Regions from separate parts of the Homo sapiens genome. Here region 2 is linked to region 1. Evidence: chromatin loops called from intact Hi-C (ENCODE). Cell type or tissue: endothelial cell of umbilical vein. All regions are shown on one strand. Links, peaks and the distances in the headings refer to the core of each region. The heading gives the core; the rest is flanking DNA.

Evidence for each region. A loop is a pair of places that touch in the nucleus more often than their neighbours do. Peaks named below come from ENCODE experiments on the same cell type or tissue, not always from the same donor. Only the 100,000 strongest peaks of a DNase experiment are listed, where the experiment ranks them.
Region 2: a loop joins it to region 1, with 7 times the contacts of the local background. A loop is called at or near these places in 3 of 110 quality-filtered maps.

The regions. Positions count from the first base shown.
Region 1 is chr4:85,775,124-85,792,154 of GRCh38, forward strand. All of the region lies in intron 3 of ARHGAP24 (Rho GTPase activating protein 24), which reads left to right. Among named protein-coding and RNA genes, the nearest start is that of MIR4451, 61 kb to the left of the region's middle. RefSeq lists an enhancer at 13,545-14,046. In endothelial cell of umbilical vein, for the core only: no CTCF peak of the experiment used is centred there; DNase peaks (open chromatin) are centred at 7,558, 8,548 and 9,408; H3K4me3 peaks cover 353 bases; H3K27ac peaks cover 4,837 bases.
Region 2 is chr4:85,834,598-85,851,628 of GRCh38, forward strand. All of the region lies in intron 3 of ARHGAP24 (Rho GTPase activating protein 24), which reads left to right. Among named protein-coding and RNA genes, the nearest start is that of MIR4451, 120 kb to the left of the region's middle. In endothelial cell of umbilical vein, for the core only: no CTCF peak of the experiment used is centred there; DNase peaks (open chromatin) are centred at 5,804 and 8,134; H3K27ac peaks cover 1,989 bases.

The sequences.
Region 1 (17,031 bases), core at 5,848-10,847:
TGAAAGAAAATTAAAATGGGGAAATGGGATAGAGGGTATATGTGGGTGGGAGGATGCTTAACCAGAGTGGTCGGGAAATCTTCTTTCTGAGGAGGTGGCATTTGGTAGCATCATCCTGAATGATGAGAAGATCATTCTGTGAAAATATGAGGGAGGAGCATCCCACACAGATGTGATAGCAGGTTAGGAAATTCGGTAGGTGTATTAGTCCATTTTCATGCTGCTGATAAAGACTTACCTGAGACTGGGTAATTTATAAAGAAAAAGAGGTTTAATGGACTCACAGTTCCATTGGCTAGGGAGGCCTCACAATCATGACGGAAGGTTAAAGGCACATCTTACATGGCAGCAGGCAAGATAGAATGAGAACCAAGTGAAAGGGGTTCCCCCTTATAAAACCATCAGATCTCGTGAGACTTGTTCACTACCATGAGAACAGTATGGGGGAAACTGTCCCCATGATTCAGTTATCTCCCACTGGGTCCCTCCCACAACACCTGGGAATTATGGAGCTACAATTCAAGATGAGATTTGGTTGGGGACACAGCCAAACCATATCAGTAGGAAAGATAAACTGAAGCTAAATCATGTAGTACATAGGAGGCCATGGTTAGGCATTTGGATTTATACTGAGGGCAATGGGAGATTGTAGTAGGGCTGAAGCAGGGGAATTATGGGAAATCACTGGACAATGCAAAGCAAGAGAATAATGGAAAACCACTGGAAGGAATGAAGGAGAGTAATCATGGGAAATTGTTCAACAGTGAAGCAGGGGAATGATGGGAAAGATGAGAAATCATGGGTATAAGGAGGGGAATGATGATTCTGGTTCTCTGAGGAGAATGAACTGTGAGAGGTGTACGTATGTGCTGGAATTGGCTTAAGAGAGTTGATGCTTGAGATTTTTATGTGTGTCAGTTTCTTAAAACTGTTAAAAACTTCCATGCATGAAATCTGCCCCCAAGCATAGAATATTAGAATCTAGTAGCTGTTCATGCAGTCACTACCCTTCACTGCTATCACCAAAGAGCTCTCTGGGATTTCTTAGTAAAAGCCTTCTTCTAGTGTTACTATAAACCTGAAAACTGAGAGGAGGAGATCAAGAGTTAGAGAATTCCGACTGCCTTGCCTGTGTTAATATAGCCTGCCCTGGAGTTCACCTCTGCTGGAAATATTTCTTCCATCAGTGAAATTCAACACCACAGGGCAAATCTTCAAAATACAGTGAGTATTCCCCACTAAACTACACTAGTATTCTGAAATTCAGAGCATTCCCAGAGTAGGGCAACCTGGAGTGTGTCCCAGGACCCTAAATAGAGCAGAACACCAGTTTTAAAAATGGTTGCAAAAATGTTGTGCCGTTTTAGATTGTATTGGATCACATATTGACAGCACATGCTTCCCTTCCAATGGGTAGAGATGAGCCATTCCATGGATTTTGAAGTAGGTTTGAAGGCCAATTTCCTATTGCTTTCACTGGTCACCAAAATTGCTAGTTCCTTCTTTGTTTAGCCTATTTTAGGAGACTTTGGTTCTTGAATTCAATACCCATAATCTATTGTCTATGGCTCAGCCCACTCCTGTTCTAAACAATCTGTGACTTCTCTTCACTCTTTCCTTCCTTCCTGCAGCCATTTAACCCTCTGAATCACCTTGACTCATTCCATGTAAAACTCTATGTCTCCTCAAGGCCTATTACCTTACAAGGTCTTACTCATATTTCCTTCCTGCTCTTTCTAATGGACTAAAGGTAAAACTGTCAATATCGAAAGTAAAGCTTAAGAAGTAAAAGGAAAATACAGAATATTTTTAGCAAATGCAAGTAATATGTATCAATGTGTCCAACTCTTGTCACATTTGACATATTAATGTTGCTTAACCTTTGCATAGGGCTCAAACAGACATAATCAAATGAGAATAAAAGGAAAATAAGATGCTGTCATTGTGTCAAAAACCATGGTTTTCCAAAATTTCTTTCTCAACATTTCTGTTTTGAATCTCAGTTGCTTATTTGTCAGCATTAGAAAAGTGCTATCATACCCATTAATTTCTCAACATTTTGGAAAATGTGTTCCAGAAAATCTAATTGTCATTTTAAATATTAATTACATTTTATAATTATTTGGTCATAAGCATACTGCTTCCTGCCAAAGAACAGGGCAAGAGTAGATGCCTTAAAAGTAGACGAGAAATATTAAAACCAAACAGTGCATTTCTGAATTAAAGAATAGGTAACAGTTTGAAAATAGGCCTTGAATGATCTGAGCATTTCTCATTGTGTCTTGGAATTGCAAAGTGTAAAGAAGATTTTGCTTTAAAATTTAAGGAGCCAGATCAAATGGAAAGATTAATAGTGGCCAGAGTGATTTCAGTGTGGGCCACTTCATATTTTGGTTTACTTGATCTGGGCAGGATGTTTTAAGATTGGAGCAACCCAATCGATAGGATATAAAGAAATCAAGGACACATGTTTGAAGTGTGAGAATGAATACAGAAGTAGTCATAGAGAATTGACCTTACTTCCCATGCAAACCCTTTGATTTTATTTGAAAATTCCCTACTTTTCTAAGGAAGCTATTGCTTGTCTGTTACACTATTTCACGTGGGAGGGATGAGATAGATCTTATGAATGTTCGATAAATATTTGTTAAATAAGTGAATGAATGAATGAATACATTTCAAAAAGGTAATTTTAAAAATTATTATAATAAGCACATCACTCTTTCAGTTAGAAAAACATAATTTATTCACCAATAAATAGGAAATACATGAAAGACACCAATGAAAATTGTTATGTTGCTTCTCTGTTTTATTTAACAAATTATACAATCAACAATAATCAAAACCAAATGTGTGTATTCAAAAAATCTTGATAGATTGAAAGTGGGGATTTGTGATAATAGCAAATGTGTGTCTAGTTTAAGAGCCGTGGAGTAGTATCACTGATACTAGGTAGAACACTTATTCTGCCACCTGTCACAGCACCATGCCTTACTGAAGCAGTACTCTGTAAGGACTAATAAATGTTAGCATCCCTTGAAACATGGCAGCTCCTGAGTTGTAAAAATATTCTGGACAATCAGCAAAGGAAAAGATTATTTCCTAATATACAAAGAAATTGGAGATTAAAGGGAAAGTTTCAATATTAAGGATTTTAAATCCAAAGGAAATGTTTTCTCTGAGACAGTTCTCACATCCTAATTGTGTTACTGCTCCCTGCCAATTCCTTTGCTTATTATGCAAGGATATAGAGGAAAAGGCAAACTATTTCCCCTCAGGTATGTTAGTGTAGTGGAAAAAGCATTGAAGCAGGAGTTGTGAAACCTGGTTATTTGTTAACTGTGGCACTAACTAGCCGTGTGAGTGACCTTATACAAATCATATTTTTCTCTGGGTTTCACTTCCCTTATCTACAAAATGGGTTCACCCGGCTAAATTATATTTAAGGTCCTGATGAGCTTTCTATGATTCCTATTTCTTATTTTGTTTTGTTTTGTTTCTAAATGCTCAAATACTACATTATTTAAGGTATATTTCCTTGTAGGTTTTTTTTCCCCTCTCTGTCTCTTTCTTCAATATATGGGATGGGAGGATACTGACTAAGTCTGAGAAGGAGGAGAAAGAAAATTAGCTACAGGAAGAGTTTATATCCCCTTCTACAAGAAAACTTAAATATAGCTACCACCGCTTTGAAAGGAATGGTTTGTGTCCAAACAGCATTTTCCAGACAAGCTCTGTACTTTTTTGCCAAAAGAATTAACTTTAAACTGAAGGCAGTGGACAGTTAAACAAGAGTCGGCACTGGGAACAGCTGTGCGTAGACCAGACCAGTGACTTATAAGGTACTGTTTTTACTCATTTAAATCTTCAGGGTTCATTTGTTTTGGGGACAAGTATTTAGTGGTCATTTGACCTTTTTTTCCTCCCTCTTCACCTCTATTTTGAGAGAAAATATACCCTTGAAAATATTTTAGCTTTTTAACTGTATTATTTTCTGGCTGTTGATATTTGAAACTACTCGGATTTTGCTTTGTTTTGTTAGTGTTTTTAGGAACCAGATGATTGTTGCTGTTGTTTTATTTTAAAGCTTAGTTTAGGTTTGTTTCTTTGTTGTATCTTGTCATGTGTGGTTTTTGTGTTTTATTGCTTGTGTTGGATAAAGATAAATATACTTTAGCATTACAAAATGTACAGAATGTTCTTGACTGGGCAGGAGGGGGAGCTTAATGAATCTTCAACTTGAAATATAGAACTAATATGGAGCCAATCAGACAAGAGAACCTGGGCAGGGCAGTCTAGGCACTTTAACTGATTCAGTCAAGGCTCACTAAACTCATCACAGCTTGGTAGATCTGACCTGGGAAACACAGTTATTTTGAATTGGGGTTTTTGCCTCCAGTTTGCTTCTATATTTAGCTGTTAATTTTAATCCTTCCTTCTCTTTATTCATTATTTTTTAAAAAAATTCTAATAAGCCTACTTTTCTTTTTTTAATGAAGCTTATCTTAGTGTAAGCTCATTCACCTTAATGGAGGAACATTTCTAAGAAGAGTGAAATTTTCAAAAAGATTTCAAGTCACCGATCCATAGAGGGTCTTCCAGAGCAGAAGGGGAATAGCCCAATGCGGCACAGAAAAAAATCCCTGTGTACCCTAGCATTCCAGGTGTCACTCTTTCCCCGAGGCCCTGGCTAGCTGGTATATAATATTTGCTGCTGGCCAATAAAACAACAATGGAGAACATTAAGGGTTTCAATATATGTGAATTTTCCATAAAGTGAAGTTTAAAAAGTAAACTTTTACCACTGAAAACTTGAAAAGCTTTTCAAAGAATTTAGCCACTTGTGGATCATTCTCTTCATGAGATCCACTATATGTTTTGAGCTCTCTCTGGAGGGGACTAAATGCAATTTAATGTTCCCTTAATTTCTCAGTATTACTCATGGATACATATTATAGAATTTTTCTATAATGCAGTAATACATTGCATGGTATATAAGGCTATTAATTCTTAGATCAAATGGTCACATAATCACTGTTTATTTTTTATTTTTTAGTTTTATTTTTTTGAGATGGAGTCTTGCTCTGTCGCCCAGGCTGGAGTGCAATGGCACGCTCTTGGCTCACTGCAACCTCCACCTCCTGGATTCAAGTGATTCTCCTGCCTCAGCCTCCAGAGTAGCTGGGATTACAGGGGCCTGCCACCATGCCTGGCTAATTTTTGTAATTTTGGTAGAGATGGGGTTTCACCATGTTGGCCACGCTGGTCTTGAACTGCTGACCTCATGATCCACCCACCTCGGCCTCCCAAAGTGCTGGGATTACAAACGTGAGCCACTGCGCCCAGCCTTTTTTTAATTCTTGTATTATTTTTATAGGACTTTTTTTTTCCTCCTGTGTCCACCTTCCATATTGAAGAGTGACTTCTTTACTTACTGGTGTAGACAGTTTGCATATCTCTAATAACTTCCTTCAACCTCAACAACCTCTTCATGATTATTTTGTGCTGGGAGCAAGAACACCAGAAAATGAACAAGTTTATAAAAAATTATGGACGAATAAGAGGCAATAACTTTATCTGAGGGTCCAAGAGATTCTCTTATGAGAAACGTGCATGTGCCAAAGGACATAGACACAGTGACATCTATTTTGGGTGCTCAGGAGACACTTGGCTTGTGTCCAAGTTCTTAGTTGTGTTCTGTAGTAGAGGTTGCCATGGAAGTAGTTCTGGAATAAGTAATGTGTTACTGCATCTTATACAGAAAGTGTGGTTTGTTCTTTTTATAAAGTTACTGGAGGTGTGTGTCAAGGAATCAGTGACTAAACAAATCCCAAGAGGCATACCTAATATTAATCAAGCACTAAGTGTTTTATTTTAGTCCCATTCACAATCACGCTGTTCACATGCATGTCTAGCTGGGAAACAGCATAATAATGCTTTGTAGGAAAGAGAGAAAAGGAAAAAAATATTCATTTTCTGGTTTATTCAATTCTTCTGTGTGGAGATTATGCTTAAGAAAACAATGAATAAGGCAAGATTTATTTTCTCAGTGATTTTTCTGATTTCTTGAATGGCTTTCTAACTTACAAGTTCTTTTAAGCTGAAAAACACTACAAAGCAATTTTATAAACCATGTACAATGAATTAGTAGCACAATATATGACAATATGTGTTTTCTTCTAATATTTTTATATTGTGCATTTTAGAGCAAAACGAATCACTGATTTCTCAAAGATCTTGAAAATGATAGTAGTCACTTTTATTAATCTCACTCTACAAAAGAAAAAAACTGGATATATTACATACATTTATTAAGCTATAAGCTGAGTCCAGGGCAATTCTATGTTTCAACTTTAATTAGATTCCTTGGCTAAATACTTGATCATTTAACTTTATTTGGAATCACATTGTGAAGACTTTTGTATTAGAAGCTCATTTTTCTTTAATTTTTAAAAAAATACAAGTTTCACCTAGTCACTGTAGAAATTTTTCCTAAGTGTTAAAGCATCAGATGGTGTATATGACAAACTTTTCTGTTTGAAACAATGAATTAGAGACTGGCTTTTGTCTGCAATAATGAATTTGGGATATGCATATGTTTGTTAACTTTGTCTAAAACAATTCTCTAGGCCAGGCATGGTGATTCACACCTGTAATCCCAGCACTTTGGGAGGCCAAGGCGGACGAATCACTTGAGGTCAGGAGTTCGAGGGCAGCCTGGCCAACATGGTGAAACCCCATCTCTACTACAAAAAATAAAAAAATTAGCCAGGCACGGTGGCGCATGTCTGTAATCCCAGCTACCCGGGAGGCTGAGGTAGGAGCATCACTGCAACCTGGTAGGCGGAGGTTTCAGTGAGCCGAGATCACACCACTGCACTCCAATATGGGCAACAGAGTGAGATTCTATCTCAAAAAAAAAAAAAAAGAAAAAAAAAAGAAAAAAAAAACAATTGTCTAGAAATTGTGCTTATTTTTGCTTCCTACCTTCAGTTAGGTGGCATGACTTATTTTAAAATGAAATGTTATTCCAATTGAAACACCGCTGTTTTAAACTGAAAATATGCTATGTTAAGTCAATTCAGTAAAGCTTTTCCTCACTTGACTCCTCTTTCATTTTAATCGAAATTTAATTTTCGTGTTCATACCTAAATAGGAAATTCGACATACTAAAGAATATGTATTTTAAATTTAGAACTTTTGTACCATAAGACCTAAATTTAAAATTCCTGAAATGTCAGTGTCATTTTGAATACACGCTTAGGAAGACTTCGATTTAGAAAGATACTTTTCAAACCTGGAAAAGGAAACAACCATTTAAATGAATTAATGCATGTTAGCATTCACTGATAACACCTTATAAGGGTGCTTCTTAGTACAACCTTATGAGAATTCTCCAGAAGCCTCAGAATTCAGCCCCTTATAAACTAGAATTCAGTGAGCAAGATTTATGTTTCCCAAGGAACTGTCAAGCTTAGTGCTTTTGATTGTGTTCAGGGAAGAGAAGATATTGAGATTTCTGAAGTTGTTGAACAGAGAAAGAGATAAATGCTTTGTTCTTTGAAAAATCCACATTTAGTTCATTTTCAATTACAATCTCCCAGGGAAAAAAGATACTCAAACTGACTCAAGTATGTTCCTACATATTGGCCTTTGTTTAACATATTAAATTGGAGCTTCTGGACAGTTGAAGAGGTAATATGAATCCAAGGTTCTTTTTGTATTAATACATCTTAATCATGAAATAAATGTTTGTTGAATGACTATTACTTTCAAACCTTAATTTAAAAAGACATCGACAAATAAAATGATGTTAAAACTGCTATGTTTTATTTCATATTTGATTATTGGAGTATTTGTTACTTAGTATACTGCTGAATCATGCTAAAACATGAACAGTTCATTAAGCAAAGCCATTTAATAAATTCTGAAATTACTGTTAGCAAACAGTAATTTGGAACTGTAAATTGCCAGAAGAAAAAGCATCGGGTATCTACAGTCAATAATAATTCAGAAAGTGGAATTGGAGGACAAGAAGGTCTCAAGTGTTATTCTATAACCCCCCTCCTTTTCTTTTTTGGTTTTGTTTCTTTTGCTGTAGGTATTGTGGAAATTATTTGTTTTATATCAATCAGAACACTTTGAAAAAAAATTTTACTGTTGTGTATTCTTCCATTCTATGGTTATACTGTACATAATAGAACATGGCTCCTATTGTTGGGGACCTACATTGTTTCAGTGACTTCTGCTGTGAATAAAATTAGGATAAGCATTCTTTTACATATGACTTTGCTCATTTGATTATTTCAGAACTGAAATGACTTGGAAATTAGTGAGTCCTGATCACTTTTTTTTTTTTAAGAGTAGGAGAACTAGTCCTGAAATATCACTGATCTAGAACCTTGGCTTCCAAGCTTTCAGTCTAATATCTGTATCTAGCCAGAAGTAATGACTGAGTGACAAATACATAAGGGGGCAGGAAGTGAAAGCATAATTTCCTTCTGTCTGAGTAAGAGGTCAATCATGTACCCCATTCTCTGAAAATCCCCAGGGAGTGGAAGGGTTCTCATACTAAAGAAAACAGTCACGATTCCATGCCAGACTTTATTCTCAAGGAGTGATAAACATATGATAGCTATGGGAACATTTTTAAATAGCTGTCATTTTGTTAATGAGTATTTGCTAAAGCATTTCCTGGGCCACTGGTGTTTATGGAACTTTTAAACAAAATATTTATGAAGATGGAACCGGGACTTGCTTCATAAATTATGTCCTTTTACTTGCACCTTTGCTTTTCCTCACTGCACAACGATGTTCAGGCCTCTTCTACATGAAACAAACAAACAAATCTTCAGCCTTTTCAACCATGTTCTTTTTTCCTGGTGCCAAGAAAAATTTATATTTTTTGTTTCTTCTCCCTTGCCTCCCTCTGAGTTGATTGCCCTTTGCACTTTGGCATTATTTCTACCACAATATTGAAATGACCTCTCAGAGGTTGCTCATGATGGCTGAATTAACAGTTAAATTCAACAGCTTTTTATCTCTGTCTTCACCTTCTGTTCTTTCTGCCATCTATACTGTTTACCCTCATGCTCTTCTTGAAATAGTTCTGTCTTTTGATATTAGAGATCTTGTAGAGATCTAGTGCATAGCCTATGGCTCTGCCCCTCTCCTAGGCTTTTTTTTTTCTTCCCTCTTGTTAGAGGGCTCCTGTTTTCTTCCCACCTTCTTGGTTTCAGTGTCTGTGTTTATTTTGTTTTCTCTCTTAGTCTTTCTTCCTTGGAAAATTTCATATAGGCCTATGGCTTCATCTTAAAGCTCAATGTGGATATCTGATCAGCAAAGCCTCTTCCACCCTTTGTGCGAGTTGTAACAAACGTCCCCTTCCTCCAGATGCACAATGCTCGCATCAGGATCTTCAGCTTGGCAGCAAACTGAGCTGGATTTCAGCCCCTGCTCAGCCTGCACAACCTCAGACAGTTGCCCTGCTGGTCAGGGCCTCCTATTCAATGCTGTCTATGGTATTCCAGTGCTTCAAACTCCATGTCTTTCCCTCAGTCAAACTAGCCTTCCATCTTTCATCTCCTCCATCACTTTTTATACAACCAGGTGCCAATTAGAATTTTAGCAACCATTTCCTTGGCATTTTTCCTTTTTATTTCCATGGCCACATTCTTGCTCAGAATTTAATTCCCTCTTGTTAGCCTACTGTCCCCGCCCCAATCCTTTTCTACTACAGTCTATCCTCTATACATTTGGCAATTTGAAGATGATTATATATCTCTATCTATCTATCTATCTATCTATCTATCTATCTATCTATCTATCTATCTATCTCTCTATCTCTCTATCTGCTTTCCTATCTAGATATAGACACATAAATATAGATAGATATAATTATACCCCCCAACTTTTCAATGAGTCCTTAGCAGATGGACAGAAGCAGAGGCTGTAAAGTTGAATTTCAGAATTTGAGGTCCAGCTTTGGTGCATTCACGTGTGTCATCCTGTGTGTTACTCAGTTTCAGGGTGTCAATAATGAATAACCTATGTCAAAACCTTCTATGTGCCAGCCACAGTGCTCTGAGCATTTCCCATATATTGTTCATTCAGCACTCAAAAGAAAACATTTTGTTCTGTTTGTACTAGACATTATAAAAATGGAATCAAATTTATCTTAAAGAGACTGCTTTATTCTCTGAGTTCAATTTGGGTTTTGAAGAAGTCTACAGTAAAGTTAAATTCAGATAATACCAATGGTCTTGGCCCGATTGCAAGTGGTGGTAAAACAAAGGCAAGTGAGTATTATATTTTATTTTGAGATAAAATCATCTCCTTGTTCTGTTTTTGTTGTTGTTGTTGTTATTTTGTTTTGTTTTGTTTTTTTAAGAAAGAGCAGCAAGAAAAGTAAAACAGATTTTTTTTCTTTTTAACAATTACAAACTACATAACGCAAATAAACACTTTCCTTTGTTCAATGCTTATATGTGGTTTTCTTTATTTATTCTTAGTGTCACAAAACAAGCAACTGGAGTAGCCAGAAACCTATCCCACATTTTTTGACACCAGGCTGCCTCATTTGCCAGAATACTGTCCTTTCTTTCAATTTAAGAATCCATCAGTGCCGTTGTCAAATTTAAGTGGAAATACTTCAAAGTAATGACTAAGGGTCTTCAGACATGTGCCAGGAATATTATTTTGCTATAACTGCTACCCTAGAGTCATAAATTAATTTTCCAGAGTGACACCTCCTTGTCACTTTGGGAAGATAAAGTGACCATCATTTCTTATACCCAGTATGGGTTTTTGGAAGGCTGTTGTTAGTGTTTCTTCTAATGCTTCTCTCAGAGACCACTACTACCTTTTTTTTTTATTTCTGTAAAAGGACTTAGGCTTTTTCTTAACATCTATGGCCTATTTCATTTCCTTAATTAACTAATTACTTATAAATGGAAGTTGCATAAGTCATACAATTGGGAAGTTGGATGGGATCTTAATGATCTCGTAATTAACCCCCACATATTTCTCTAATGACCAAAACTGTCCAAACTAAGTTAAGAACTTATCAATAATCACATAGCAACTCTAGAATGTGTTTCCTCATTAAGAACCTGCAGCCATACTGGCAACTTCTTGGAGTATTAATTCCATTGCAAAGTCTCAAACCTGCAGCAGAAATAAACCTGAGGCTTCTCTTCCTTTCTCTCTTCATCTTTGGCTGTCAGCAGGAATAACATCTTAGAAATCCATCCTCTTTCATTCATAGGAGCTACTTTTTAGTAGGGGAAGCCTTCCACACAATGTTTTCTTGACTTTGAACTTCTGTAGCTCTTGAAATGGGAATTAGTGGCATACATAACAAATAAAATAATAAAATATTTATGAATCGCCCCCAAAGTGCAGCTCCCAATGCTCCACAGTATTCTCTGAAGTAAAGCAAATCTTTGTGTCAGAGATATGCATTTCAAAAAGTATTAACATGATATTGTGGCAGTTTTATAATATGAAGTACTGTATCTCTTATGAACACACACACACAGAGATATTGGGGGAAATTGTTTGGGACAACAAACCCAATTAGAGTAAATGTTGAATGCTTCCCTTCTTCCTTCCCCTCAGGCTTGTCACTAACTCTGCCCACTTTCTCATATACATGGCTGGCTTCAGCATTTCTGTACTTTCTCACCTTTGTATGGTTTGCCACATGCAGGTGGTTTTTCAGCCCAGAGAAGTTTTCCCAGTTCTTGTTTTTCTGGAATCATTACTTCTGAATCACTTTACTTCATCCCTCCTCTTTCAAAACTTTGCTGTGACTTTCAGCACTTCACATTTTGACTTCTTACTAACCAGTCCATTCAAGCTCAGCTGGACTGTAAGCTCTTTGAGGGCAGGGGCTTTGTCTTACATATTTGTCTGAGCACAGTGTTTCACCCACAAATCCCAAATTTTGGGGTCCAGTATTGCTCTGGTCTTGTTACAAATGTGGACATATCCTCTGTGAGAATGTGCTGACAGATTGCCCGGCCTGTCGCAGTGGACATTTAATTAAGTGACTGGAAAGTTAAAAGACACTAACAAGAGGATATGAGCTTGCTTTTCTTCCCTTTTGGTAAAATATTCCAGGCCTTTGCTCTCCATATATTTCATTTCTTATTTGCTCAGATTTCATAATAAAGCAGATGACCATTCAGGTGACTCATTCAACTTTGTTTATCTTAGATTCTTCACCATTTGTTGGAGTTTCAGCAGTTGTGCTTCACATGATGGGGACTTAGACTCAATGCTGACATTTGAGAGATATTTTGAGATGTTAGCTCGTGGTCTACCTCCTTGCATTTGGCTTTGCTCCAATCCCATTTATTTTGTGACAAATATTGCCTAAGAAAAGGGATAATTCAAAAAAAAGTGTTTTGGATTTTTTGTTTGTAACAGCTTTTGAGTTTCAAAAAAATCTAACTCCATAAGGACTCAGGGTTCAAATTTTAAATTATAATGACAACAACAAAATAAAACAGATTTCTTTACCCTACCACTAAGAGCAAATAATGCAGATATTAATAATTTTCATGGTAATGGAGCCAAAGGCAGAATCAGAGGAGATACAAAGAGACATCAGGTTCTTGAGGGGTGGCAGGATCCTAAGTGCTCCAAGTTCTGCCACACCATGCTGGGTACTCCCTGAGCTGAGTACATGGGGGACAGAACTGAAAACCCAGATCACACTGGGAAAATCTAAGAGCAAAGGAACCTGTAGATCACTTCCCATGTAAAGTGCATGAAGGCTGCAAAACTTGAATCACTTTTTAGTGCCCTGCATAGTGCCAGGTCATTAGAAATGGGTGTCTAAGAAGATGTGTCCAAAACAGCCTCCCAGGTTAACCCCATGCCCTAAATGCAGCCAAGAAAGGAAGAGAAGGAGTGGTGAGAGAGACAAATCCAGAGAAGCCCAAACGTAGCCACAGGGTCTGTGGACTTAAGCCTAGGAACACACAGGGATGAGGAAGCCAGTATATCAGAGATGCCTATGTGCGCAGGAGATGATGACCACAGACCAGATTCCCCCTCATCCCCACCCAGGACATGTAACTCTCTCTGTTCCTGACATCAGATGATATAAAGAAAGTAAGTTAATCAAAATTAAGTTTCAGCCACCTGGCAATATAAAAAAATAAGGAAGTTATGTCTTATACACCTGGTTTTATAGACTAACATCTATTCCTTCTACACAAATTATATTTTAAACTTAAACCAATCATTTTTAGCTATCTATTTTGCTATTAAAAATTTTGGTTGGTAATAATGGTTTATAATCTTATCGAAAGTGTAAAGTATACTTTATTTTTTTGAAGCTGGAGGGATTTCAAAGCTTGAAATACGAAGTGTAGGATTTGACCTGGTTAGGTCTTGACCATAGAGGTGAGAGGATTAGGGAATAATAAAGTAATCTTACAGGAGAATCTCCACTTTAGACGGTTTAATAGAGCTTCAGATTTTAGTTTATATTTCATACAAATTCTGGTCTCTAAGGATCACAAACATTTATTATCTTTCCACTCCTTACCAGTGTTATCTTAAGTGACACAAAGCAAATGCAGAAATTTTCATAAATCACTCAAAAGGATTGTTGCTTGGCTGAAAGTGCCTTATAAACTGAGCCCATACTGGTAATGAGTGATCTTTTCCCAAGTTCTTAAAGTACAGCTAAGATTCCCAGAAAGTAACACCCGTTCTAAGATATGGGCTCCATTGAGATCAAGGACAGAAAGGAAAATTACTTCTGTTTTCTCGAGGATGTGGCATAATAAGAAATACATATTTGGCCTTTGTTCCTTTCTCCTGGGACACAGCTTTCAAAATCCATGGAATCTCTAGAGTGATGAGAGTGTCTTTTGTATGCTAATGAGATGACTTGTGGCTGGAGCCCCTAGATAGCTCCAGCATAGGGTCTGGTCTCCAGAAAGGCCAAGGCACAATTAGAATGTTGGAACTTTCAGTCCCAGCACTCAACCTCCAGAGGCAGGAGAGGGGCTGAAGTCTGAGTTAATTACCCTTGGTCAATAATTTACTTAATCATGCCTATGTAATGGAACCTCCATTAAAAAAAAAAAAAAAAAAGATGGGATTTTGGAGAGCACCTGTGTTGGTGAACACATCAAGATTCAAAGAGATGCATGCCCATAAATGGCATAGAAACTCTACAGAGAATCAAAGAAAAGGCAATACTAAACAGATCAGGCAGACTTTTTCTTTTTCTTTTTTTTTAAAGAGAGAATCAGTCCGCAGGTTGGCTGGAGTTCAGGGATAAAACTCTTCTTAAGAGTGAAATGGCAAGAAAGATTCAGGCTCATCGAGCACTGGGAATTAGATAGGAACAGAGACACCAAAAAAGCAAAAACTCAACTTATAATAGAACCAACATCTGATGCTACAGAGTATGAAGAAAAACTGAGTTGGCAGTGAGAGCCAAGTGGTAGTACAGAAAAGCGTATTATATTGCAAACCTATAGAGAATGTCAGGTATTCTTCAGGGCTACCCTGTTCTGGACTTTTGACATTCGTGGTAAACTGCCAGAAGGTCTTAGGGGAATGGAGAAGTTGATGCCAACCGTTCCAGTGCATTCACTGTAGAAACTATTGCTGGAGATTATGATTGCCTTCTCCTCGAGAGACAATGCTAAGGATATACTAGAATCTTCTTGAGAAGTCCTACTCAACCATCAGTATGATATTTTGTCTTCTAAGACTATTGGATTTTTGTATCTCCTTGCTTTAAGATCTAAGTAAGAATGTTTCATTAGTCATTGCTTACGTTTCTGGACTGTCTTCCAATGCCCTGACTTTACATATCCTTTCCTCTTTTCTTCTCTCAATAAAGCTGTGTACATTACAATTTTTTTTATTAGGTGCAGAAATCACTTGAAGAACTTAAAATGCAAATTTCTAGGCCCTATGCCCAAAGTATCTGATTCAACTAATCTGATATGGGGCCCCAGAATATGCATTTTAACAAAAACTCCAGGTGATTATGGCACAGGTGGTCCATGGACCACACTTTGGAAAGCACTGCTTTAAGTCATCTAAATGCCTTGGGAAGTTGACAATTTACTAGCTGTATTATACCTCTCGGACTGTCTCTTGCATCCCATGTAGCACACAAATCATTCTTTTTCACACCATATCTTGATTTGAAGCTCTGAAAATGGTTCCAATAACTGTATCTTGCACCAAAACATTGAGAATTTTAGGTTCCAATTTATAATTCAAGATACAATCAATCTTGAAAACAATCATTTGTCTGTCTTTAGTTTTATTGTCTCTAAGATTTTAAGGGAAACTTATTTTTATTGAAATTTACACTCATTCTGAGATATGAAAATGGTTTCAATTTATACCTGAAATACAAGATTATATCCTTTTGCTCTTCCCAGAGTAAAAAATCTCTCCTTCACATTTATTAGAGAACTGTTCTTTCAACCACAAGCATAAAGACAGACTCTTGGTAGGAGTTAAAAAGGACTATTTGGGATATTTACAGTGTCTCTTTAGAACTGGAAGCTGGACAACAAGTAGTCATCACATATGGGAAAGATTTACATTGCCTGAGTGGGCTCAAGTTTGATGTAGTATAAATGGTATTTTCAAATGCTTAGTTCTCCAGATTTTCCATGGCTACAGTATATGCTCTTGTCTCTACTGAGAAATATGCTAGTCTAGGGAATATTGAATAAGCATTCTTCCAGGCAGTGTAGTCATAGCCTTTTGTTTTCAGCCAAGTTTAGTGTGACTGTTTCACATATGATTTTCCTCTTCATGAACTACATTGGAAAAAATTAAAACCTTGTCTAAAAATAAATATATCAGGCTTTTACCCATTAATCAGTAAACATTTATTGTCACTAAGGTCTGTAAGAACTAAATAGTAGGCTTATGCAGCAGATTGAGAATCCAATGCTAGTCAAAACCTGTTGTGTCCTTCCCCTTTTTAACCAAACAAAGAAATAAAGAATCACAGAAAGGGAAGAACTCCATTAAATGGCGTATGAGGGCAGCTGCCTGAAAAAGTAGGTAGGGTTAGAACTAAATGTCCATATTGTGGGCATCTGCATAGGCCTTTTATATTTTTGTTTTTCAGAATGAACTTATCATCAATGTGTTCAGTGTTATAAATTCTGATACTATAACATATTCAGATTGAGCAAGAAGGCATATTTAACGGCAAAGATAAGAGGTACAAACGTAAAATATTGCTCTCTACTAAGTGATTAAGATTTGAAAAGTGACACCAGGAAAGAAATTGTATGTGTTAAAATACCAAGATAGTTATGAAAGGTATTCACCAAATATTTCCACCTCTCTTCTCTCCAGGCACGAAAGAGAGTTATATCAATTATATCTCTCCCCTCCTTTAAAGTTAGTCATGGCCAGATAACTTGCTTTGACCAATGAAGAATGAGCAGAAGTGATGTGTCCCACTTCCATGTAGAAGATTTAGGTGCAATGATTGGGGTCATCGTGTGCCCTTCCAATGGCTATGGGATCATGGAAGCACATATTGAGGTGCTTGAGTGACTATGATGAGCTAAGGACTCTGCTGACCCACATTGGACTGGTATAAGTCAGAAATAATCTTTGTTGTAGAACTGCTTGTTAGTGCAGCATAATTTAGCCTATCTTGAGTAGTACAAATGCGGACATGGAGGCAAAAAAAATTTCAAATGTTTTGATAGGAAATGGGAATTTCCCAAGTAAAGGTGGAGGTGGTCAGTAGTGTCCAGTTGTGCATTGTGTATCCTTTAATGGAGCTCAAGAGCCAGCCTAATGAAAAGAACTGTGCTTTTTAGTTAAATTATGTGGTCAGGTTTGAGTTACAAGGAAGCAAAAACGATACTGAAAAATTTGTGTTCTTGAAGATGTATAGTAGAGAGCAGAAATATACAACAAAACTGTCAATGATGACATTTGAATATTGATAATGGGAACAAATGGGGTGGCAATTCTAATTTGTCCTAACAATCAGGCTTTTTTTTAAAT
Region 2 (17,031 bases), core at 5,055-10,054, 59 kb after region 1:
AGGAATGACACACCTGTCAAAACGGAGAGAAGATCTGTGACGTCCACGTGGTTTCTGGAAGAAGTCAAAGGGTGAACAGAGAGCCCAAACTGAAAAGACCATTAATCTTAAAGAAATGCCAGGATGGGATGAAGGCCTCAATCTAGAGTTGCTTTTACTATTTGGGAAGGGACAAATATTTATAGTCCTTTGCTCTATGGAATGTTTTGTTTCCCCAAGCCTTGCCCATTAATTGCCAATCACTCCTCCATTTATGTGAAAACCCAAACACTCCTGCACTTTTCAAATATCTCCAAGGGAGTGGTTCCCAAGTAAAGAATACTGAGAGTATAAAAAGTAGATTGAACCATATTTAGAAGTGTAATGACTAAGTATCAGAATAAAAAAACTTCACTCCTTGGCTTTCATGGATCTCATAAGCATATATTTTACTCTTTTGAAGTGAAAGCAAATACCTTGTTAGTAGCTTGTCATTTTTCTGAGGAGTGTGTTTGAATCATGTTTGCTGTCAGTCTGATTTGGAAAGACCCATCACTTAGCTAGTGAGTGAGATTAGCATACCTCACTCTTGCCGACACCCTTTCAAGTAAGTCTATGCAGGCTTGTTTTTCTCTTCTTGTATTCATTGCAAACCTAGTAACTCGCACAATGTAATTTAAAAAAAAAAAAGCAAACTTTGGGCCGGGCGCGGTGGCTTATGCCTGTAATCCCAGCACTTTTGGGAGGCTGAGGCGGGCGGATCACGAGGTCAGGAGATTGAGACCATCCTAGCTAACACGGTGAAACCCCGCGTCTCTACTAAAAATACAAAAATTAGCCAGGCGTGGTGGCGGGCGTCTGTAGTCCCAGCTGGGAGGCTGAGGCAAGAGAATGACGTGAACCCGGGAGGCGGAGCTTGCAGTGGGCCGAGATCGCGCCACTGCACTCCAGCCTGGGTGACAGAGTGAGACTCCATCTCAAAAAAAAAAAAAAAAGCACGGTTTGTTTCATTGTAGAAAAATGGTTCTAAAAAGGAAAGCAATTTGTACGGCTGCTAATGAGGTGGAAAGGATGTGAAGCGATAGAATGTGATAACGATTTGTATTTTGTTTGTTTGTTTGTTTTTTGAGATGGAGTCTTGCTCTGTTGCCCGGGCAGGAGTGCAGTGGCATGATCTCAGCTCACTGCAACCTCCGCCTCCCGGGTTCAAGAGATTCTCCTGCCTCAGCCTCTCGAGCAGCTGGGATTACAGGTGCGTGCCACCATGCCCGGCTAATTTTTGTAGTTTTAGTGGAGACAGGGTTTCACCATGTTGGCCAGACTGGTCTGGAACACCTGAGCTCAAGTGGCCCAGCTGCCTTGGCCTCCCAAAGTGCTGGGATTACAGGTGCGGCCAGATAGTGATTTGTAGGTAAGAACAGTTTTGGATAAATTATGGAATTCAGACTTGGCAGTGCTGGCAATCTATGACAGCATGTCATTATTGACACCTGCAGTGACAGTAGGAGCAATGCAAGCTTTGGTCCTAAGAAACATGACCTCCATCTTTTGTTGTTACCTTATCTGGGTATGGGATGTTGTGTTCACATTCCTCAGGTTGTGTTAAGTTTTGTGGTACACCAAACATTTCTGTGTGTGTCACAGAGTAGGAGAATGAAGTGTCAGGGAAATGTCCTTGATAACAGTACCTGTATTACTTTCTCAAAACTGCTGTAACAAAGTTTCACAAATGGGTGGTTTAAACAACAAAAATTTCCTGCCTCACAGTTCTGGAAGCCATAAATGTAAAATCAAGGTGTTAGCAGGTTGATGCTGCCTCTGAAGACACTACAGAAGGTCTGTTCTCGGTCTTTCTCCTACCTTCTGATAGACTCAGGAGTTTCTTAGCTTGTAGATGCCTGTCTTCCTATGTTTCTCAACATCACCTTCCCTCTGTGCATATCTATCACTGTGTCCCTATTTCCCCTTTTTATGAGGACACCAGTCATATTGGATTAGGGACTACCACTTTGACCTGTAAAGACCCTATTTCCAAATATGACCACATTCTGAGATACTGGAGGTTAGGACTTCAACATATCTTTCCTGAGGAACATAATTCAACCCCTAGCATTGGCTCAGAAGAAATAATAGTAATGGGAGAACCCAAGAAAATTCAGAGTCCAGGACTGGCCTCAGTATTATATTACCTCCATGCTATTCGAAGTGTGGTCAGTGACTAGCAGCATCAGTATCCTGTCAGCGCTGGTAAGAAATGCAGAGTCTCAAGCCTCTTCTAGACCTCCTGCATCAGAATCTGCATTTTAACCTAGATCCCCAGATGTTTTGTTTGTACATTAAAGTTTCAGAAGAGCTGTTCCAACTCACAGAGTAGAAGCCCAATTCTCAAATGCCAAAAAGGAGGGGGAAAAAGGACTGTGCTGATGTGCAGGGACTCCCTAAATATGTGCACATAGCAAGTATGGGGTCATCATTCTAGCCCAGCTGTGACATATTTATTCCTAAAGGTAATATTTATCTCTGAAAGTTTTAGGAGTTAAGTGTTGATGACTATTTATTCCCTTGCTGTAGAGCATCCCTTAGGAGTGAACTCAGAAGATCATTAGGCAGAGATAGCTCAAATTCTTTTTTCCTACACTTGCTTTGATTCTGTAAGTTGTTTCTTTTCTGCCAACCTGCTCTATAATTTGAGTCAGCCTAGCTAACTGGGTCATACAATCTAATTCTGAAATAAGGCCTGTCAAGGGAAAACATTTTCCCCAGTAATGGGGAAAAGGTACTTGAATTTCTAACATCATTCTTTAAGTGATTGAAAATGTCGTGAACTCTTGCTTCACTGACTTCTGCCTCTCCTGCCCCAAGGTCTTTGCACGTCCCTAAAGATGTAATTCAGCTGGAATTTGTGGTTGTGGAGTCTATGTTACATGAAGACAAATCGAAAGAGAAAAACAAAAAAAAACAAGCAGCGGAATTAAACTTTGTCCTGGAGTCATCTTGGGCAAATGCTTATAATAGCAAGGGAACAAATGCAGCTTCCCTAGAGGACTCCGAGGTTGCAGTTCTCATGGGGGTGGGGACTTGAAATGACAAGTGATTATTCACAGAAGTAAAATATGCTCAGGAGGAGCCCACTCCCCTAAACTCCAGTGTCAGCAAGCACACCATATGGACTGTATTCCAATCCCAATAAAACTGCCATGCTGCGGGCAATGTTGTAGGGAAATTTCCCTACGTGGGAATCAATCTTTGTAACTGATAATTAGAGAATTTTAACATTTTTATCATCTTCTCTCGAGTCCTATAGTTTAGATTCCTCGATCGGTATTGTATTTCTGCTCTGCTGGCTTTATCTATATGCTAAGTAGTAAAACAAAACCAAACTTTGAAAATGTACTCCCAGCATCATTTGACTGTCTTGATCGTCCTTTCTGTTAACATTCTTTATTGGGTTCAAATAATGTCTGGAAAAAATAGCGAACGTGTGTTATTACTAGGTGCCAGCCACTCTCCTAAGCATCTACATTACTTATACACTTTTAATTCTCACAACAATGCTATAAACCACAGATGGGAAATTGTGCAGATGAGGAAGTTGAGACACAGGTTAAATCGTGACATCAACTAGTGGCAGGGTCAGAATTCAAATCTGATTCCACAGCCTGTGAGCATGACTACTGTGGATACTGCCTCTCAAGAGAGACATGTAATCATTCTGAATATATCTTTAAAAGGCCAAAATAGCCGGGCACGGTGGCTCACGCCTGTAATCCCAGCACTTTGGGAGGCTGAGGTGGGCAGATCACGAGGTCAGGGGATCAAAACCATCCTGGCTAACACAGTGAAACCCCATCTCTACTAAAAATACAAAAGCAATTAGCCAGTCATGGTGGTGGGCGCCTGTAGTCCCAGCTACTTGGGAGGCTGAGGCAGGAGAATGGTGTGAACCCAGGAGGCGGAGCTGGCAGTGAGCCGAGATCACGCCACTGCACTCCAGCCTGGGCGACAGAGCGAGACTCTGTCTCAAAGAAAAAGGCCAAAATAACTACTGCAAAATGTGTTTTTAAAATCTCTTTTATTGCATAGCCAATTATGGCAGATATGCCCCCCACTTCTGTTGCTGAAACTGTATCCTTCCTTAAGTGACACATTTTAGGGACGTTTTCTTTAAGACATAAACAAAATACAATTATTTTCACACCTTCCCTCCCCCACTAAGTCCATCCCTCCCTCCCCCAAGCTAACTTTGCCAAACACCTGCTCTGTTCTTCATTCGCATGGAGGGCCCACCTTGGAAATTTTCTGCTCTTCCTCTCTTTATTTCTTCCTCCAGCTGCGCTGAGCCCCTCACCTTTATTTGTTGTCATTATGCTGATCAATATTGAGTTCTATCAAAAATCGTAGCTCAGTTGCCACAACCTGAGCATTGTTCATGGCATTTTCATGAGCAACTAATTACCTTAGATGGCATCTAATAAATGTTTGGCACCTGCTTAATTCCAAAGGGAAGGGGAAACACAACAATTACAATGAACTAAAAATGGTAGCTATTCTCATTACTTTCAGCAATCATAATAAAACAGAGAAGACTCAGTAATAATAATTGTATAAATTATTTTAAACATTAAAAAGAGTAATTTGTAAGTATGTGCGGCTTAACATAGCCCTTGCTCCAAAGTACGTTTCTGAAAGAAAGTGTATATGCTGATTTAAATATGGATATCAGAGGATAGAGACTTTCTAGTGCTCCTTATTCTCATCTTTTATTAACACTGATCATCCAAACTTGAATTCTTAATAACTGTTTATGTTCACACAGAACTTCTTTATCAGTTCAGATAAAGCTTTAAACCTGAATATGTCTGGTCATAATTCTAACTTTTTTTTTCTTTTTTTGAGATAGAGTCTCGCTCTGTTGCCAGGCTGGAGGGCAGTGGCCTGATCTCGGCTCACTGCAACCTCTGCCTCCTGGGTTCAAGCGATTCTCCTGCCTCAGCCTCCCGAGTAGCTGGGACTACAGGCACGTGCCACCACGCCCAGCCAGTTTTTGTATTTTTAGTAGAGACCGCATTTCACTATGTTGGCCAGGATGGTCTCCATCTCCTGACCTCGTGATCCACCCGCCTCAGCCTCCCAAAGTGCTGGGATTACAGGAATTCTAATATTTTTTAAGAATAAAATAATTTCACTCTGTTGACTAAGCAAATGAAACACAAATGCTTTTTACTGGAGTTAACTTAGAAACTACCAAGTGTCTTTTTTCTGTTTTCTTTTTTTTTTTTTTTTTTTTTTTTGAGACAGAGTCTTGCTCTATCACCCAGGCTGGAGTGCAGTGGCGCAACCTTGGCTCACTGCAACCTCTGCCTCCCGGGTTCAAGCGATTCTCCTGCCTCAGCCTCCTGAGTCACTGGGATTACAGGCCTGTGCCACCATGCCTGGCTAACTTTTTTTTTTTTTTTTTTTTTGTATTTTTAGTAGAGACTGGGTTTCACCCTGTTGGTCAGGCTGGCCTCAAACTCCTGACCTCATGATCCACCCACCTCACCCTCCCAAAGTACTGGGATTACAGGCATGAGCCACCACGCCCAGCCTTAAGTGCCTTTTTTAAGAAACTCAATGGTCTATATTTGGTTGAAGAGAACAGAACAAAACAAAACATAACAAGACATGTGATAGAATAAGCTTAAGTAAACTTTGATTTAAAAATTACTTAAGAAAACTTATGCCAAGTTCACAATTACTTAAGGAACATAAGGAATCATTTTTCCTGGACTGCATTTTACATCCTGCCTTTAAGCCCCGGGCTAGTCTAAATAACAGCTATGAAGAAGAGATAAGCTTCAGGGTGCACACTGCGCCCAGGAGCCACAGAAGGTCTGATGAACCATGTGGTCTTACGAGCCCAGCATTTTGACTGGTCTGTCCCACTCTACACGTGCCATGTCTCCTTCCGTATTAATTGTTTCATATAATTTGTCTGTCCCTCATAACTGCTGTGGATCCAGGGTTTTGCTTAGTTAGCAGGATTGGCTCTCATAGCTTTGGTTCTGTATTTTAAAGGGAAGCCCATGAAGTGTGAATACTTTTAGAGATAAAGACTCTACCTGTGATGGATCAACATTGTTGAAATACAGCCTCTATAAATCAAAATTTAATTAACTTTATTTAGTATTGTGACACAGCTTGTTGGTAATCAACCTTAAGTTGTGTTAAAGTTGCCACCTGATCAACAGGAGATCATCTATGGATAAAGGGTATAAGCAGATAGAGCTATATCAATTATGCAATTAGACAGCTCTTACTAATTTATCAGACGTGAAACTGCTGATCATTTTAGGTATCTTACTTGAATTTAGTCTCTTCTTTTTGAATTTGGTCAATAAAGTGTTACAAACACCATATAAATGGAAACATTGAAGTAGGCACCATAATACCTGTTAGAGAAACCATAGAGAAAGTTATTTTGTTTTACTTACCTCAGTTCCATTTTAGACCTACCTATTATTATGTTTTAAATGGAATCCAGAAAAACTGCTCAGTAGGCTATTTCCATTTAGCTGCATTTGTACTTTTTCAGAATCTCTTTTTATATTTATATTTTGTTTACTTATTGGGCATATTGCTTTCAGGTCATATTGTGAAGTGAGAAAGCGTACATTCATTATTCTCATTCAAGTGCAGAGCTCAAGAATACTGATTGAAAATTGTATAAAATGTGTTAAGAGGAACTTTCTTTACTATCCAGAGCCAGCAGAGCACAGTGCTGAAGAGCCCAGATTCAGGAGCTAAACTGTGTTGATTGTAGTTCCAACTCCATTCTAAACTTATCTTAGATAAGTCATCTAATCGCTTCAATTTCCTCATCTATGAAATGGGAATTGTAGAACTTAACTTATAGTGTAATAGTGAGAATTACTTAGAATAGTTTCTGGCTTAAATAAGCCCAATATGTGTATTAGAGATTATTGTTATCATTATATTTTACTATAGCAGTAGCTTTGCACATTTGTTTATTTATTTTCATTTGTTTTTAGTGGAATCTTTCTTCAAATGACTTTGTACAAAGGTGTCCAATATTCATAAAGCAGATAAAATCCAATTTTGCTTGATTGAAATGATGGTGAGAATTGCTGTTTCCAGCCTCATTCAAGTACACCTGTATATAAAACACATTCATGGAGCACATTTTGTTCAGCAGAGTTATACAGACCTAGGCATCAGCAGGATGCTCCTTGGTGGTCTATAAAATTCATCAGAGAAGTGTATATTCAGTAAGTAGTTTTGAAAATTAAATAATAACAATAATAAATAATAGAGTTTATGTACCAGCCACTGGTTGTACCAGCCACTGTTCTAAGCATTCACACACAAGCCCTACTTGGCCTTTTCCCTTTAGGTAAAAGGAACCAAAATAGCAGAAATGTGCCTCTCAAACTGTTGAATATTTTAGGTATAATTAAGAAGTTATTGCCTGTTGAATTTGTATACTATATGTACTGTACTTGAGTGATATAAAAGGGGATAAATATTTACCTATCAAGAGGAAATTTCAGGGTTTCTATTTTGAAATACAGCATAGCTAATACAATCTGGATGTTCAGTAATGTATTCTTTGCCCCCCCGGCTGAATGGGAAGTAGTAGATGGGAGTTTAAGGCCTTTGTTCACTTTACATGCAAATCCTACTCTCTCTCTCAATCATTTCTATGAATTTGGAGTGCAGGCATAGGAGTCAAAACACTGGATTCAAATCCTAACCTGCCACTTTCTGCCTGGGTGATGCTGGACAAGTTACTTTACCTGTTTCTTAGTGGTCGCTTCTACAGATTGGAGGGAGCAGTATTATGTGTATCATAGTACTGTGGTCAGAAATAAACAGTGTAAAACATTTTTATTGTTGTTATTACAGGACAATAAATGAAGTCTTCCAGGTCCATGAAATATACAAAACATTACAAAAGTGCCACTTTACCTCAATCTGGACTCATAAAATGAGGAGCGATAAAGAAAACAACTTAATTATTCCGTGGTCATGAATTCGGCTTATTGAGAGAACTGGCAGGGCACATTATACACACGTCAGCTGTGGCAAAAATTAGTCAACATTGTTTGTAGAAAGCCTGTGATGTCTGCATTACCAGCTGTCTGGAAAAAGGAGAACATAGCTTCCTTTTTTCTGCTTAATGTGGTCTGCCAGCCAGCTGGCACTAGGGGAAGAGGAAGGGAGCTCATGTTTATTGAACGTCTACTCTGTGCCAAATGCATCGTGTAAGTTGTCTCATTTGATCCTCCCACTTTGATGGTGGGGTGGTATCAGTAACCCTGATGAACACATGGGAGACTGAGACTTAGCGAGGTCAATTAACCCAGCCAAGAACCTACCGGTAGTAAATGAGATTCTGACTCAAAGGGCAGTCAGGCCATACTATTTACTCCTATTGATAATGCTACAGATACTTTCCAATGACCAGTTGGAGTTAGCAGTAAAAACTGAATATTTCATAATAAGTTATTATTTTACATATTATTTTGTAGAAAATGCAAGTTTCCTTTCAATTTTCATGACTGCCTTTATGTTTTTAAAAGATTAGATTGATGGTACAGTAATATTTTCTATTTAGGTTAATACTACCATTAAAATGCCACATTGTTGGACAGTTCTCTTATTGTTTCTGTATGTCTAATAACATAAAAATAGATTAGCATAATTGAAAACTGGATCATGAGTCGGGAGGTCTGCATTCTAGCTCTAAGTTCTTTCATTATCTGTGAATTACAGTTAAGGAAAAATTAAGCAGCTGGTAAGTGGCAGAGCTACTATCCAAACTCAAGACGCAAATAGCAGGAGAGGCAAAGTCAACTCATAATAGGAAAAATTTGATAAATTCATGATTTTGGACTTCAAATTTAATTTAATAATTTAAATTTAATTAAATAATATAAATAATGTATCACAAATATGAATTTGTATAAATTCATGAGTAGACATTTCATAGAAAGTTTGCTTATCCAAATGTTGATTGTCAGGAATCAACATATCAACGTATTTTGTGTGTGATTTTCTTAATTAATACAGGGAAAAATTTCTTTAAAATGTTTTACCATGGGAAAAATATAATTTCATCAAACTAAAGAGTACTATGATAGTTAAGCCACCTATTTATTTACAGAAAAATCAACAAGAATTAGAAAACATGTTGGAAATTTAAGCCATAGACTATGTAATATAATATTTAAAACCATTGACTATGTTATTCTTTCCACAGTATATTATAAATGTTGACATTGATACAAAATATATGTTGAACTATATGGGGTTTTCTTTACAGCTAAATGTATAAAATTTTATCACTGAGTTATATTTCATTAAGTGCAGAATAATTAAGTAGAATGTGTGACACAAAAAGCCCTAAAACATAATTGATAACATATTTTTAAAGTTGTAATTGCTTATGAAAATGTAACAATTGATTCTAATTTAGCTTCCTCATGTAAAGATTAAATGAGATAACATAAATAAAAGGTAAACTCCTCCCTGAAATACATTATTCAATGTCTTTATTAGTATTGTTAATAAACTGTTATTATACATCATGATATGCTAGGGAAGTTTTATAAACTAGATTTAGGAATTTAGGAGGAAGAAAACACAATGAGCTAACACTGATACCAGAGATTAAAGAGATATAGAGTCTCCAATAGGATCCATTAGCGGAGGGCCAGGTTCCTGGCTGAACTGTTCGTTACAGCATCTCTAGCACACAGCTCTGTAGCCTACATATTATAAGCTATTAGTAAATATTTATTGAGTGAATACATAAACTTTCCCCCTAAACAAAAGTGTTAATTTAGGCCACTTTGTGATGATGTTCTGGGATTACAGAATTAAATAAAAATACCTTTAGTCTTCTATTCCACAGAGTTAGCAGTTGTTAGTAACAATTCACACATACATACAAACACACGCATACACACAACATAAACCCAGTGTCTTAGGAACTTAAAAAATGATCGAGATTTGTATTTGTATTTACCTGGAGGAGCAGATAATGAACACTTTGCACCTTTTCTGATAATGATTTGGATGTGTCCCGTATAAATTGCAATGGGAGTTGTACTTAGTTTTAAATAATTTGCTTGGTGATCAAAGTCAAGCAAATTTGTATTGGTATAATGAAATTGTTGCTGTATCTCATAATTCTGTTGTTTTATTGTTGTTTTAGTTCATTTTGTTGTCCAATTATAGTGTATGGAAATGATGATAGCCATGGTGAATCTTAGGGGAGATGGGGATATTGCAGATGTAGGTGTATAGGGGATGACAAATTGGACATTGGAATAGGGTTGGAACCAATAGCCAGTTATCTCTGAAAATGTCATGGTGCATGGCACCAGTTTAACAGAGAGATATCATTGACCGAGAGGTTGGAAAATACTAATCTGTTATCACTTCTCCCTGCATTTTTTAATACTTTGTAGGATGTGTCACTTCAACTTTAACCTTGAAGCAATAGTACACATTACCATAGACAATATGTTTTTTCTTTCTTTTGCAAGTCAAAAGTATTGAATTGTGTCTGGACAATAAAGGAAGGTATTTTAATCTTCCCGGGAAATTTATCGTTATTACTCATGATAATTTTCAGTCATAATTATGATTTTACCCAACCTGTGTAAAAATTGTATTATACATACAAGAATTTTATTATGCAGACAAATTTGAAAAACAACTTTGTGGTATGTCTTTACTTACAATAGTCCTAGAGGTTGTCACTACTGTTCTATTTTAAAGATTGGAAAATTGAGGCCAATGGAGATTAAGGCGCTTGTTCAAAGTTACATAGCTAGTAAGTAGCAGTGTCTCATCCTAACTGAAGTCTTACTCCCAAACTATAGGTACATTAATGTATATATTAATATAAATCATTAGTGTGTATTTGTTAACATAATTTAGAATTTACATACACTATGTGTATTTGCCTTCCCAGGATTTTTCCCTGCCTTTTATATTCCCTGTTCTTTCCCTTTTTGCTTACGCACACTTAAGACATAGCAGTGCCCCTAATCACTACCTACCTGACAGAGGCAGAAGTAATCAACACAACTGTGTAAGTGAAGTTACTAATATATTCTGATTATGGATTGGAAACTCCCACCTATGTTAATAGAGTTAAAAATAAAGTAAAATAATCATAGCTACCATTGGTGGGTATTGGGAGGATTACACTAGAATGCATTTTTTAATCTAAATAGAAAACAATTCAAAGTTATTAGAAAAGCTTATTTAGCTAAGAGGTTGTTTAAATTTAAGAATATAATTTTTTTTCTTTTTCTTTTTCTTTTTTCTTTTGAGACAGAGTTTTGCTCTTATTGTCCAGGCTGGAGTGCAATGGCGCGATCTCGGCTCACTGCAACTTCCGCCTCCCATGTTCAAATGATTCTCCTGCCTCAGCCTCTCAAGTAGCTGGGATTACAGGCACCCACCACCAAACCTGACTAATTTTTGTATTTTTATCACAGATGGGGTTTCACCATGTTGGCCAGGTGGTCTCAAACTCCTGACCTCAGGTGATCCGCCCGCCTCGGCCTCCCAAAGTGCTAGGATTACAGGAGTGATCCACAGTGCCTAGCCTCAAAAATATAATTTTAAAAAATCTTTCCACCTATTATGTTATTTTCATGGGGTTATTACTTACATGTCTAAAAGCCACACGCACAAAAAAGCTGCCTTCCCACAATCACTTTATCTCCACCCCCAATCTGCTTTCTGTGAGGTAAGGGACTTGGAAACAGTGGTCTACTTTCATAATTCAGGGTTTTTTTTATTATTATTATTGACACTTTTTGTTGAGAGATACTACTTTAATATCTTACCTATTGCTATTGCAGTAAAATAAGTCAAACAGTACAGCATAAATAACCCACTATCAAATATTAGGATTAGGGAAGTGTTCTTCTGAAGTCAACACTTTAAATTTCTGTTGGATAAAACTATAAAACAATCAATTAATTCTCACCTAATGGTGATGGGGTCATTCTCAGACATCGCATAGTGGTTATTAACCAACTTTCACTCTACCTTGTTATCTTGGATAAAGATAACTTGTCAGGATTCCAATACTGTTTTCATCACCATGCCATGAATATCTGAGAAAAATTGATTTCTAGCCTTTTAACTGGGAAAAAGCAATAAGGAAACAGACTTACACAGTTTGCTTTCTGACTTATAGTTAAATAGTATGTTACCCTTCAGTTATGGGACCACTTTTAGACTTATTCATTATTTATGTGTCAGGGTGAGATATCAGAGAAAAATTTACAATAATTTTACTGCCAGCTTATAACTCAACTCATACAAAGACTAGAGTATAATTCAGCCAAAATAATCTAAATGTATGTGTTCTTCTGAGAGATCTTGAGTGCCAACTGGTTCTATAAACAAAAGGGGACAGTGTGAGGGTATAGAGCTTTATGAATTATGTTGGGAATTTCTGGACATTAGATTTCTCCTAAACCTTTCTGGAATACATGCACAAATTCAAATCAGTAAATTTTTATAATAATACTTCAATATCTAGATTCTACCATTGACTTGATGATCTGCAATGAATTTCTAATAAGAAGGTTTAAAGTGTCACTTGGTTTTTTTAACCACTAGAAATTTTGCTTGATTCATTTTTTTTCATTCATTTAACAAATATTTGTTGATTTGCATTGTGTGATAATACTATTCTGAGTTCTAGGAATACAGCAGTGTATTAAACTGATAAAGTCTGTGCCCTCAACAATCTTACATGCTAGACACAGAAGATATTTAATAATGGTATAATATAGGTATTAATGATGCTTAATAAAGTAAATATAAACTATGCCAGGCAGTAAGGGTCATAAAGATAGATATAGCAGAATAAAGGATGTAAAAAAGAACGGGTGGAGGAAAGTGTTCTTTTATGCAAATGGTCAAGACAGACTTCTTGAAGGTGAATTTTCAGCAAAGGAGCAAAGGCCTAAGGAAGGCTGCTGTGTGATGAGCTTTCTAGGCAGAAGACACTGAAAACGTCAAGGTTTAGATGTGGGACTATACCTGTCCTATTTGAGGAACTGCAAGGTGATCAGTTTGGCTAGAACTGTGGGGAGCAGGTCAGGTCAAAGATTAGGGCACACATATAGTTGTCACTGGCCAAATAAATGATTATCTGCCCACAGCATTAGAGATTAGAGATTAGGAAGTGGTGGTATTTGGAGGGTAATGCTGCCCTCCAAATACAATCACCCATCCCCAAGTTATGAGCATCCCCAAAAATGAGCATTGTTCATCTCATCCAGTAATGCATCCCAGTGCTGCAGATGAACAATGCTCATTTTTCAGTTGAAGAAAATCCATAATAAAGGAATCTAGGCATGTACTGTGCAGGATTACACAGTTAATAAATAGGAGAGATAGTCATCTAATCTGTTTTCTATAACTTTTCTCCCCCTTTCACCACACAATCTATACAGTGAGGCAGTACTATTTCTGTACCAAAATTCAGAAACAAATAAAATGCCTCCCATTTGTTAATATGAGATACAAAGTAGCCAAATTGTATATTTACATGCATGATTTAAATGAATAGTATTTTTCATTATACTTTAAGTTCTAGGGTACATGTGCACAACATGCAGGTTTGTTACATATATATACATGTGCCATGTTGGTTTGCTGCACCCATTAACTCGTCATTTACATTAGGTATTTCTCCTAATGCTATCCCTCTCCCATCCCCCTACCCCATGACAGGCCCTGGTGTGTGATGTTCCCCGCCCTGTGTCCAAGTGTTCTCATTGTTCAATTCCCACCTATGAGTGAGAACATGCAGTGTTTGGTTTTCTGTCCTTGCAATAGTTTGCTCAGAACGATGGTTTCCAACTTTGACCACGTCATTACAAAGGATATGAACTCATTCTTTTTTATGGCTGCATAGTATTCCATGGTGTATATGTGCCACATTTTCTTAATCCAGTCTATCGTTGGACATTTGGGTTGGTCAATATTGAGTTAATTTTTGTATAAGGTGCAAGGAAGAGATCCGGTTTCAGCTTTCTACATAATGGCTAGCCAGTTTGCACAACGCCATTTATTAAATAGGGAATCTTTTCCCCATTTCTTGTTTTTGTCAGCTTTGTCAAAGATCAGATGGTTGTAGATGTGTGGTATTATTTCTGAGGCCTCTGTTCTGTTCCATTGGTCTATATCTCTGTTTTGGTACCAGTACCATGCTGTTTTGGTTACTGTAGCCTTGTAGTATAGTTTGAAGTCAGGTAGCATGATGTTTCCAGCTTTGTTCTTTTTGCGTAGGACTGTCTTGGAAATGCGGGCTCTTTTTTGGTTCCATATGAACTTTAAAGTAGTTTTTTCCAATTCTGTGAAGAAAGTCATTGGTAGCTTGATGGGGATGGCATTGAATCTGTAAATTACCTTGGGCAGTATGGCCATTTTCACGATATTGATTCTTCCTACCCATGAGCGTGGAATGTTCTTCCATTTGTTTGTATCCTCTTTTATTTCCTTGAGCAGTGGTTTGTAGTTCTCCTTGAAGAGGTCCTTCACATCCCTTGTAAGTTGGATTCCTAGGTCTTTTATTCTCTTTGAAGCAATTGTGAATGAGAGTTCACTCTTGATTTGGCTCTCTGTTTGTCTGTTGTTGGTGTATAAGAATGCTTGTGATTTTTGTACATTGATTTTGTATCCTGAGACTTTGCTGAAGTTGCTTATCAGCTTAAGGATATTTTGGGCTGAGACGATGGGTTTTTCTAAATATACAATCATGTTATCTGCAAACAGGGACAATTTGACTTCCTCCTTTCCTAATCGAATAGCCTTTATTTCTTTATCTTGCCTGATTGCCCTGGCCAGAACTTCCAACACTATTTTGAATAGGAGTGGTGAGAGAGGGCATCCCTGTCTTATGCCAGTTTTCAAAGGGAGTGCTTCCAGTTTTTGCCCATTCAGTATGATATTGGCTGTGAGTTTGTCATAAATAGCTCTCATTATTTTGAGATACATTCCATCAATACCTAGTTCATTGAGAGTTTTTAGCATGAAGGGCTGTTGCATTTTATTGAAGGCCTTTTCTGCGTCTATTGAGATAATCATGTGGTTTTTGTCTTTGGTTCTGTTTATGTGATGGATTACGTTTATTGATTTGCATATGTTGAACCATCCTTGCATCCCAGGGGTGAAGCCCACTTGATCTTGGTGGAGAAGCTTTTTGATGTGCTGCTGGATTCGGTTTTCCAGTATTTTATGGAGGATTTTTGCATCGATGTTCATCGGGGATATTGGTCTAAAATACTCTTTTTTTCTTGTTTCTCTGCCAGACTTTGGTATCAGGATGATGCTGGCCTCATAAAATGAGTTAGGGAGGATTCTCTCTTTTTCTGTTGATTGGAATAGTTTCAGAAGAAATGGTACCAGCTTCTCTTTGTACCTCTGGTAGAATTCGGCTGTGAATCAATCTGGTCCTGGACTTTTTTTGGTTGGTAGGCTATTAATTATTGCCTTAATTTCAGAACCTGTTATTGGTCTATTCAGGGATTCAACTTCTTCCTGGTTTAGACTTGGGAGGGTGTATGTGTCGAGGAATTTATCCATTTCTTCTAGATTTTCTAGTTTATTTGCGTAGAGGTGTTTATAGTATTCTCTGATGGTAGTTTGTATTTCTGTGGGATCGCTGGTGATATCCCCTTTATCATTTTTTATTGCATCTATTTGATTCTTCTCTCTTTTCTTCTTTATTAGTCTTGCTAGCAGTCTATCAATTTTGTTGATCTTTTCAAAAAACCAGTTCGTGGATTCATTGATTTTTTTGAAGGGTTTTTTGTGTCTCTATCTCCTTCAGTTCTGCTCTGATCTTAGTTATTTCTTGCCTTCTGCTAGCTTTTGAATGTGTTTGCTCTTGCTTCTCAGTTCTTTTAACTGTGATGTTAGGGTGTCGATTTTAGATCTTTCCTGCTTTCTCTTGTGGGCATTTAGTGCTATAAATTTCCCTATACACACTGCTTTAAATGTGTCCCAGAGATTCTGGTACATTGTGTCTTTGTTCTCATTGGTTTCAAAGAACATCTTTATTTCTGCCTTCATTTCATTACATACCCAGTAGTCATTCATGAGCAGGTTGTTCAGTTTCCATATAGTTGCGTGGTTTTTAGTGAGTTTCTTAATTCTGAGTTCTAGTTTGATTGCAGTGTGGTCTGAGAGACGGTTTGTTGTGATTTCTGTTCTTTTACATTTGCTGAGAAGTACTTTACTTCAAACTATGTGGTCAATTTTGGAAGAAGTGCAATGTGATGCTGAGAAGAATGTATATTCTGTTGATTTGGGGTGGAGAGTTCTGTAGATGTCTATTAGGTCCCCTTGGTGCAGAGCTGAGTTCAAGTCCTGGATATCCTTGTTAACCTTCTGTCTCGTTGATCTGTTTAATATTGACAGTGGGGTGTTAAAGTCTCCCATTATTATTGTGCGGGAGTCTAAGTCTCTTTGTAGGTCTCTAAGGACTTGCTTTATGAATCTGGGCGCTCCTGTATTGGGTGCATATATATTTAGAATAGTTAGTGCTTCTTGTTGAATTGATCCCTTTACCATTATGTAAATGGCTTTCTTTGTCTCTTTTGATCTTTTTGGTTTAAAATCTGTTTTATCAGAGACTATGACAGCAATCCCTGCTTTTTTTGCTTTTCATTTGCTTGGTAGATCTTCCTCTGTCCCTTTATTTTGAGCCCATGTGTGTGTCTGCACATGAGATGGGTCTCCTGAATACAGCACGTTGATGGGTCTCGAATCTTTGTCCAGTTTGTCAGTCTGTGTCTTTTAATTGGGGCATTTAGCCCATTTACATTTAAGGTTAATATTGTTATGTGTGAATTTGATCCTGTCATTATGATGTTAGCTGGTTGTTTTGCTCATTAGTTGATGCCGTTTCTTCCTAGCATCAACGGTCTTTACAATTTGGCCTGTTTTTGCAGTGGCTGGTACCAGTTGTTCCTTTCCATGTTTAATGCTTCCTTCAGGAGCTCT